Regions from separate parts of the Homo sapiens genome. Here region 1 is linked to region 2. A link is a loop called in an ENCODE intact Hi-C map of the cell type or tissue named here. Cell type or tissue: PC-9. All regions are shown on one strand. Links, peaks and the distances in the headings refer to the core of each region. The heading gives the core; the rest is flanking DNA. Region 1 has its middle 33 kb from the start of SPAG16-DT. Region 2 overlaps SPAG16 (sperm associated antigen 16).

The links. Peaks named below come from ENCODE experiments on the same cell type or tissue, not always from the same donor. Only the 100,000 strongest peaks of a DNase experiment are listed, where the experiment ranks them.
Region 1: a loop joins it to region 2, with 6 times the contacts of the local background. A loop is called at or near these places in 13 of 110 quality-filtered maps.

Annotation. Positions count from the first base shown.
Region 1 is chr2:213,248,628-213,254,018 of GRCh38, forward strand. No RefSeq gene overlaps it. Among named protein-coding and RNA genes, the nearest start is that of SPAG16-DT, 33 kb to the right of the region's middle. RefSeq lists an enhancer at 3,000-3,049. In PC-9, for the core only: a CTCF peak has its summit at 3,133 (motif pointing right); a DNase peak (open chromatin) is centred at 3,144; H3K27ac peaks cover 734 bases.
Region 2 is chr2:213,803,977-213,809,367 of GRCh38, forward strand. All of the region lies in intron 10 of SPAG16 (sperm associated antigen 16), which reads left to right. Among named protein-coding and RNA genes, the nearest start is that of MIR4438, 49 kb to the left of the region's middle. In PC-9, for the core only: a CTCF peak has its summit at 2,363 (motif pointing right); no DNase peak of the experiment used is centred there.

The DNA.
Region 1 (5,391 bases), core at 60-5,059, 560 kb before region 2:
AATGTTGATCACTCTGCTGTTTAGACTCAACTTGGGCTCAGGATTCCTGCTGCCTGGTCTTGCCTGCCACCAGCATTTCTGAATCATGTAGGTTATATGAACCCTTGACGCCCTGCCTTTTCACTTACTGTTGAGCCTTCTGATCTATGTTCTGACTTCACTAACCTGTTTGTCATCTGGTTTCACTGGGGCCTGTGGATTCTGATACTTGCTAAACTTTTTGACTTGAATCACTCCCTTGGATGCAGACACTTCCCAGTCCACTCCCATACCTGACCTGTACCTTGATTACCCAATCTTGTTGAACTAACGTGACTTCCACAGCGTGTGCATGGCACCGATACCTAACCAGCTTGTTACTGCTTGTCTCTCAGTGTGGCCTCTTCACCTTTCCCAGGCCATGCTGGGCTCTGCCACAAACACCATGGGGTTATTTTCTTATCTGTGCTCACACCCTGACATTCCTCTTTTCCACTTCATCATCTATCAAAAACATAACTCTGGCCGGGCACGGTGGCTCACGCCTGTAATCCCGGCACTTTGGGAGGCCGAGGCAGGAGAATCACGAGGTCAGGAGATTGAGACCATCCTGGCTAACACGGTGAAACCCTGTCTCTACTAAAAATACAAAAAATTAGACAGGCATGGTGGCAGGCGCCTGTAGTCCCAGCTGCTTGGGAGGCTGAGGCAGGAGAATCGCTTGAACTCAGGAGGTGGAGATTGCAGTGAACTGAGATGGCGCCACTGCACTCCAGCCTGGGCGACAGAGCAAGACTTTGTCTCAAAAACAACAACAACAACAAAAACACAACTCTGAAAACAGTTTACTTCCACTTTCAAAACATATCACAGGATCTTTCTCCTGTAAACCACAGAATTTTCTTATGCCCTGTCATCTGAAAGATTCCCCTCTCCATATCCTGGTTATTTCATTGTTGCCCAGTTTTGAGGCAGATCTTTCTTTCATTGTTTTCTGAAGCTGACAGTCTGACCTTAGCGTTGATCGAGGGTACAGGTTATTAACTTAACAGGAGCCAGTTACGATCCATGTTTGCGCTGTCTGCTGTCCGCATTTGAATTTTTTTGAAATGAGGTGTATTTCAAACAAGTTAATTGCTGTGCTGATGCTCACAGTCAGTGAATGCACCAAGAAATAAGCTAGACTTCACTTTGTAGTAGGAAAAAAACTGACTAGATAGGAAACAAAAAATAGGATTGCATTTTAGTTTCTATTGTCGTTCAGGACAGATATATGCAACCACAGAAGATAATTTGAAGGAGCAAAAATGTAAACAGAAAAATTTGAGAAAGAAATAAAGTTAACCGAGCACACTAATTTAAGTTGACTTCCGTGACTGGTGGACTAGGGGAGAGTCTTGAGGGAACCCAAAGAAAATGAATTTTAGTCTTCACAAATCCAGCATTCCTGAGTAATGGTTTGGCTTGGGGTTGAAGAAGTCAGAGTAAAATAAAGGAAGAAAATGAACTTTAGGGATCCCTAGAGAAAGGTAAAACTGTCTGAAATGGTTGGAGAGGTTTTATAATTCCTAGAGCATCCAAGTAAAACGTATCTTTAGAGAGCAAAAATGGGACATTCTACTCCATGTCAGCAACACCCCTATGTAGTTACACCCTGCCCCTCCCATTCACCTCGAGATCTGCTGCACCACCGTAAGAAAATGTCTTATCTTTCATAATAATGGCTTCTTATGGTGTTCCTACTGGCTCCTTACAGACAAAACAAACTAGAAAAAGTAAGGAGCATAGCTGTGTGTTTATAACTTTTGTGGCCATATTCATTTAACTTAAGTACTTGAGTCATGTATCAAGCATACTTTTAAGGGAATATCACAGGTAAATTACTTAACTTCTCTATGTTTCCATTTCCTAGTCTATAAAATGGAGATATTAAGGTCTAATTTATAGGATATGAGTCTAAACCATACAGAGGGTTGTTTAGCATGATACATAGAAAGCATTTGATACGTGAAATAATGAGAGTTATTATCAGCTACAGAGATTCTGGGGAAAGACTGAGACTGGGGTTCCAGTCACTGGGGCTGTTGGTTACTTTCCTAGATGAAAAATGAGAAGCAAGTTGTTTGGAGCCCACTTCAGGGGTCTAATACTCACATTGCCTGTGGCCATGCCACCCTGAGTGTGCCTAGTCGCATCTAATCTCAGCACAATCACTTGGTAACTTGGTGTCCATAAAAATATCCTGCATTTTAAAAACTATGGTAGAGTATTCTTGATTCTAAATTAAAAACCAAGCTTAACTATTGCAACCAACCAATTTCCTTATCAATTGCCCAACTGTAAAAATGATGCTATCAATAGCTTTAGCAAACATGTATACTGCTTCTGGTCATATTGTATATTTTTTAAAAAATATTCTTTGACTTAAAGCCTATTACTTTCTTCTATGCCTGTTTAATTTTTGCCATTGTCTAGGTCTATAAGGTCTTCGTGACTTCCATAACAAATGCAATTAATCTGTATGCCTTTTAATTAGAATTACATGTATGGGGTCTATTTATTCTGTGACTTCAAACTTTCTTCTATAGGATAGTTAATATATAAAGTACATTAGGGATTCACAATTACCGTTTAAAACTCATTATTGACAGTGCTTAGCAGCAATACCATAATGTTATAAACACATCTATATGTTTCTTTTACTATCTTGCTTTGTGCAGTTGTCTCCCAAAACAAATTCTCCAAATTTAACAAGGAAAATTACATTGCTAATTAGATTTAGGAAACAGCCCGGAAACTAATGAAAAAATAAACTTAGAAATACGGGACAATTAATTCAAAATTATCCATGAAATCTTTACTGCTGCCATGTAAGGTACATTTTCAATTTATTTTTTATAACGCTTGTAAAACAGTGCTTTAAGTAATATATAAGAGCATGAAGAATAACTAGTGGAAGAAAGCACAGAACGAAATTCTTGCCTATGTGGAAAGAGTCTCTTCATTTTCTTGAATATTTTAGATAAATATTACTTATATAATTTTAAGATTTCTTTTACAGTATTGGATGGAACCCCCTATTTAAGTCAGTTTGAAATAAGTGATACCATAATTTGACAGTAGATGGCACTATTGTTATTCTCTAACAATGTGCTGAGTCAGAGTGGGCTCAGCTCAAAAGACGCACATTTTTTCTTTTAAAGCAGGACTACCATCCAAGAATCAATCTTGGAAGTCACTATTCATTGGAAATGACACCAAGGTTTTATTCTTTCGCCACTCTTTCATTTAAAAGAACAAAATTTCCTTCACACCTCTACTGTTAATTGCTCTCTTGTGGTTGTCTAAAATTCTTCGATGTGTAATTTGATTTTAAATATTGTATTGCTTTTGCTGGCACAACAGAACAACATTTTACATAAATGATGCTAAGAAAAATCTATCTCTTCATGGTAAAGATACTAAAACTCTTTACTCACCTTTGATATTTCTTATCCCTCTTTAATAGTATTGCATGTATAACGTAACGGTGATCATGAAAGTTAGAGTCAACTTAATTTTTATGGGGAAGATTATCTGTGTTTACATTTTCTTGCAAATTGTTGAAATTACCTCCCTCAGCTCTTTTTGTCAATCCCAAATCCATTTACTGCTACTTTTTATCCTAAAAAAAGCAAAACAATAATAGCAACAACAACAAAAATTTAGTTCTTTACTTTTCCCTGCAATGAATGGGCTGTTTGTATTGTCCAGCTTAATACCAAGTCAGCCATTAGTGACTAATGGATTAGCAGCTTGAAAAGGTGGATATTATTGACAGGCACAAATGGATTTCTAAGCATTTCTCTAAAACTACTTGCTATTGTTCCTTTCACGGGAGCAATTAGGCATGTCAATCTTCTTTTGCAATTTTTGTTTTTGTTCCAATCAAAAAAATAGGGTTTGCAATTCTAGGATTTTCATTTTGCTTCAATCTTGGGGATCTAGTCTGCCTTTCAAGGATTTTCATAGTTGATTAATGGTGTGAAATAATGCATTGATAGAGGAATTATTTGGAAGCAATTCTAGGGTGATTATCTGTTTTTGTTTTATTTGCTATTGTGCTTTCCTTTAACTCAAAAAAGTGAAAGATAATTATTATATTTGATCTTGTGTACATGTTTGTGATTTTCTTCAACATACTAGGAGTGTCTTTTATCTGTTACAAAGACATTTTTAGTCCAAGTAATTTGGGCATAAAGGGTACACTCTATGATTCCTCTATACATTATATTTAATCCACTACTAGAGCCAAGAAAAAGCCAAATTTAAATAAGTGATTTGAAAATTTTGTATTTAAACTGAAATGGTATAAACAAAGGTGGAACATGTTTACAGGAAGATTAAAAGAGTTCCGACATTGCATTTTGTCTAGGTGCCTGGCATCAGTCAACTCTACTATTCTATAGGTATTGCTATTCTTTGTATTTATGGTTGGTATTAGCGGCAAAATAGCTTGCAGCTGGTGCTGAATGCCTCAGCCTTATTATTAGAGCTATTGAGATAAAATTATCTCTACTTTCTATTTCAAATTGGTTCAAGTCTATCAAGTTCAAGGCTTTGACCTCTTTGTTTTCATTAGAATCCATGTAAGACAAGGAATATTATCTCTGTAGGTGTTTTAGGCGCTTTATACTGTAATTCAAATAGGAGAGGTTCGTGTGTGTACCTTGGAGTGGAGCAACATTCTTATACCTCTTTGTGTCCTGTTCCTGGTATGCTGCCATATACAGGCTAGTATGTCGTTCAGCAAATTATTTGTTAAAGCTTTAAATAGGACAGCTGGCTATATAAGCCTGACAATTTGCTCTTCAAAGTTTAATCTGCCAGGGACTACTCAGTCAGCTTGTCTTTTAAGCAGGGCATTGATTCTCTCTTCCACCTTCTCTAGGGACCAAGACGTTTCCTAAAAATATTATTCTGTTCTACTTGTGCCTTGCTTTGAAAAATACCTGAAGATTCTTGTTGCTGGGTCACATTTATTTTTTAATTTGAGACTTCAGCAAGACAATACAAAAGATTAGCTGAGAAGTACAGAAACCATACATGTGTAGTGTGTGATTTTTACAATCTATAAACTTGAAAATGTGATTTATTTACATTCAGGTGATTTTAGTTATTTCTGAAGTTTCTCTCAAGCATTTGAGGTTTAAACTCAGTTAAGTTCAGGGTTTCATCTTGCTCCCTTCTGTCTGAATTGGATTTTAAATCATGAGGCTGTAGAAAGTTCTGGGGTTGCCTCAGGTTACCCAACTGTGACCTGCATCTCATGCTGCCATCTCTATTCTCCAGCTCCATTGCACTCTGGCACTAGGATCACATGCGAGGCAACTGCTTCTAGGAGTTCCAGATGTGCAGTGGGCCATTCTTTTT
Region 2 (5,391 bases), core at 100-5,099:
TGCTAAATACTAAATTCATATCCCTGGGCTTTTCCTCTTTCCAGCCTCTCCAACTCTTAATTTTTAGTTTCTTTGTCAGTATTGAATTACAATTTATATGATATAAATGTTTATTGATGACCTATTATAGATCAAGTAGTGGGCCACGTACTAGGGGAAAATTGGGCACAAAAAAACAGATGAGGTCTTGGCCCTCATACAATTTAAAATCTGCTAGAGGACTCAGACATAGTCAAGTAATTACACAAACAAAAGAAGCCGAATGAGTGGAAGGAAGTACATGGTGCCACAAACCCATGCCTTAGGTGATTTTAACTTGGTTGGGGAGGTAGGCAGAAGATTCTCTTAGGAAATAATTCTTTATCTCTGACTAAGGATGGGCAAGGGGTAAGTAAGGAAGGAGGGCTACTAAAGAACATTATAAGGGCCGGGCACTGTGGCTGGCGCCTGTAATCCCAGCACTTTGGGAGGCCGAGGCGGGCAGATCACAAGGTCAAGAGATCGAGACCGTCCTGGCTAACACGGTGAAACCCTGTCTCTACTAAAAATACAAAAAATTAGTTGGGCGTGGTGGCAGGCGCCTGTAGTCCCAGCTACCCGGGAGGCTGAGGCAGGAGAATGGCGTGAACCCTGGAGGCGGAGCTTGCAGTGAGCCGAGATCGCGCCACTGCAGTCCAGCTTGGGCGACAGAGCGAGACTCCGTCTCAACTAACTAACTAACTAACTAACTAACTAACTAACTAACTAACTAACTAAGATTACGAGACAGGAAGCACAGAAGCATAAGCCCTGTGCGGGATGGTGAGAATAAGAAACCAAGAGAAGACGGATGTGCCTGAAAGGAGAGAGCTCTGGGAAATTTGACACGTGATGAGGCCAGATAGGATGCTGGAGGCCAATTCACGTCGTGCCTCTTAAGCCAAACTAAGAAGCGTTATCTTCATCCTCAGAGCAACGGAAGCCATTCAAAGACTTTAAGAAGGGAAGAACATAATGAGAATGGCTTATTGGAAATTTTAGCTGGCTGTAATGTAGCTAATGGGCTGTAGCTCATTACATATTATAATACCAATGTTACTGTTGAGGAGTATAAATGTCAAAGAGATTGTCAAATGTATTTATGGCCACAGAGCTAATAAGTAATGGAGTTGGAACTCAAGCTCAGAATTCTACTTCCTGACCTGGGGCTTCTCCCTTTAATCAGAGTTGTCTGATATGAAAGAAGAAGAGCACACATAGAAAGGGCTCCCAGGTAAACACCAGCAGTTTGATTTGATTGTCAGATGACACCAAGAAAGGAGAGGCCAGTCTTGGGGTCTATATTTTCAAACTGGGAGAAAAAGAGAGAAAGACCAGATTGGTGGAGAAACTGATGTGGCATGTGAGGAATAGAATACTAGGTATGTCTACCCTAAAGGAAAGAATATGTGGGCGGTGAAAACATGGCAACTGTCTTCAAATAGTGAAGAATATGAATTTATTTGACAGGGCTTCAGAGAACCAACCAAGGCCAATAGAGATAAGATACAGGGAAGTACCTTTTAGGTTTTTAGAAGAGTTATCTGAGGAGGGGTGTTGTCGAAACTGTAGCAGAGTTTTCCTATTATTGAAATTATATAAGCAGAGCTGGATAACCACTTATAATAATAGTGTAGAAAATATTCATCTTTTGGGCAGAGAAACAAACCTTCTGATGTCTGAGAGCCCTTCCAACTCCTCCATTCTGTGATTCTCTGACACATAATTACACATAACCTTTCAAATTTCTTAAAGAGAAGATCCCAATATAAAAATACAGTAAAATGTCTATAATGCAAATAAACTTGCTCAGAGTTCAAACTATTTTTAAATTTTAAAATATTTTCATATAGCAATGGTTGTTATAATGCCTAAGGCATGGTAAAAAGCCAAGTTGTAGGCAGTGTAGCAAATTATAAATACCAGGTTGTATAGTAAAACGTCATTCCTTTTAAAAGCTTACTTTAGATATAATGGTTATTAATTCTTGAAAATTAGATATGCTGGAAATCGCTTTATATGTAGCATATATGGATAAAATTATTATTAGGTTTTATGTATAACTTGATTGCTGATATAAAATTGATGGTTTCTTTGTCAGCATGCAACATTATTAATGTGCTCAGCACACACATATCAATGTTCCAATAAATACTAGAGAGCATCATCCCACTAAAACAAAAACAAAAACACCTGTAAATGTTTAAGTTTTTCAAGTGAAAGATGATACTTGCAATGTGGGAGATTATTTTAGAATTGCTTAGTGAGGCCTGGTTTACAGGCTTGATAAGAATTATGAATATAACTTTTAATTCTGCCACCAGATGGCAGAAGTAGCCATTACTTAGGTAAATGTTTACAGTTAAAGTGCTTTAATATGTTTTACATTATTAGATTAAACCAAAACAAACAATTTGGATATTTGTAATAGCGTGTAACATGTTTTGTAATGGTAAAGATGGAAAATATTAGCTTAAATGAGATTTTGGAATTAAATTAATCATAATGTTTATGTATCCCCTGAGAATAGTATTTTTCTTTAATAAAAAAACTCTCACAAGGAATTCCCACTGATATGTTTTAATGAATGCAGTAAATATCTTAATTAATTATTTATACATTAATAATTCCTATATCTTCCTAAAGGTAGTCATTGGACTCAATATTGGGGTAAATTTAAAAGCATTATGCACATGCTGAGTACAAACCAAAGACTAAAGATATTATATAGTTATTGAGTTAAGGCATGGATGATTTTTTAAAAAGATTACAAATGTTACAAACGAAATACAATCACATGTACCTAATACAAAGTTATTTGCCTTTAATAAGTTAAAAAATAAAATTAATTTGTCTAGTCTCTAGACAATTTTAAAACATCAATCCAAAGGGATACATGTGTTTCTTTACTAAACAGTAAATGCCATGGCTAATTAATGCGTGTTTTCAAAGATCACGGATACATTAGCTGTTTTCCATATCAATTCACATTTTTGTTGTGTTGTTTTGTTCAGTCCTTTAAAAAAATCTACTTCCTTACATCCCACTGACTCTTTAACCTTCTACATCTGGCTTATCCTAACTATGACAAAGAAAATAGTTTTATCCAGTAAATTTGACTCTTCTTTACCAACTAACACACTATTTTGGTCCTAAACTCTCAGTATTATGTGACAAAGATTACTGTGTTTTTCTTCTTAAAACAGGATCTTTCCTTGACTCATTTGCTTCCATACTCCTTCATGTTTTTCTTTGCACTGCTTTTTAGTCTATTTGGAGGGGGAGATTCTTGTCCTCGACTCCACCTGCAGATGTCAGAAATCATAGGACCACTTGTTTTCTTTTTTTTTTCCCCTCAACATTTCCCTACATAGTGCCATTCATTCTGTCACCTCCCAATGTTATCTCTATGATGAAGCTTCCCAAGTGCCTATCCCAGCCCACTTCTCTCTACTGACCTCTAGACTTGTACATCCAATTGCCTCCTTGAACAAAGTCTCTTTTATTCTAGTACATTCCCTTTCTTCATGAGACTGACTTGATGAATGGGCTAGGCACAATGTTTTACCTTCCAGCAAAAGTGTCGAAAATGTGCTAAAGTAAAAACCACACAACCTATTTTCTTGTCAAGTGGGAAAAAGTAATTGTACAGGAGAATGGCCACACTATCATCAGTTTCATCCAGAAGCAAGATATTTATAAAGGGCTTTGAAAACTTCTGCTTAGGGCAGTAATAACTATATAGTTAAGGTGTGCCTTAATTTACAGAGTAGACATATTAGGACTAAAGATAAGCTTGAGCTAAATTGTGTTAATTCATAATGCATTAATTCATAAAGTTCTTTGCAGTGAAGATTCTTGGTTTACACTGGTTGTTTTATACTGAAAGACCTGTCAACTTAAATATGACTGTGATGTATATTTTCTATTTATTGTTTCACCTAGCTAGTGACCTATGATAGGCCTTGGTGCCAAATATTCTGCCCAAATGAAAACAAGATGCAATACAGACTCACTTTAAATTAGAATCAAGAAACACGGAAAGAATGAGACACTGGACAATGAGATCTACCCATGTAAAGTTATGGATTAAATTACTGAAGAGGCCATGAGTAAAGCCACGTATGAATGAGGCTGTTCTATAAGGAAGAATAGTGTTTGTTAAAATGAGTACCTGCTATGTGCTGAGTATTGTTCTGAGCACTTGTTTGCAGGTAAACAAGAACATTTACCAAGTAAGGTGCATGTTAACAAGTAAACACATTCAAAATTTTGTGGAAGAACATTTTAGGCAGCATAAACAACAAATGCAAAGATCCTAAGGCAGAAACTAAAAAACGAAAGAACAGCCACTCGTTTACAAGCAAACGAGAACATTTACTGGAAAACACACCTTAAAGAGGAAAGAATGGTATAGCTATAGTTTAGTGAGTGAGAGGTTATCAGAGACCGGGGGTATAGGAGGATGAGCTCAATTTCTAAATCAAAACCAGTAAAGATTTTTAAGAAGAAGTTCATGTGATGTGATATGTGACTACTTTGGCTGTTGTATGGACCATGGGTTGCAAGCCTAAGGCTAGGAGGATATCTCAGTGGGAAACAAAAGAAAGCAATATGTATTTTTTGCCTCAAATATGGCAAATAGGAAAGATTATGAGTAGGCCAAGTAGATGACAGGATCCATGTAGTACTGTTTTGCTTTTGTTTATATTTTTTAGAACTGAGGTATCTTTCATGTATATGTAGGCTAAAATAAAGGAGAATTAGATAAGGAGAGTTAAAGAAGCAGAGATAGAAGAGTAAAGATACAGAAAAGTGTCTAATGATCTAAGATCCTTGTTGAGGTGTCTACAATTAAATTTAAGAAGTGCTGGCTCTTGTCAGGCCCCATGTTCTATTGGAGTTGTCTCAAGTTGGGCTAGAAATTGGAAAAAAAATGCACATCATAGATTAATGGTAGAGTTTTATTGAAAAAAGGAGAATCTGGCATGACTGGGATCAGCAAGACAAAGATGTAAAAGGGCCTCTTGACTCATTATCATTCTACAGTGCAGCATGCCAGGAGCAGGGCATCTGCTGGACATGCATGTTTTCATTTTGGTGAAAGAATACCTCACCTCTGTGTGTCTCCCCATTAACAGAGCAAGCATGAGAAGTGGCCTTGACAGTAAGGGAATACATTGGATTTATGTCATCGGGAAATCTGGATTTTGTGTGCTTGCCAATTATTAGGAATTCTCTGGGGAAGCTAGATATTCTCTATCTAAGGAAATAGGAATCTGAAAGGTCTGAGAGATTCTCTGATTCACCCTGGCTAAGAGAAGAAGTCTTTGGTTCTGTGGAAAGGTGGACTTGGGTATGTACTGTAAGTTG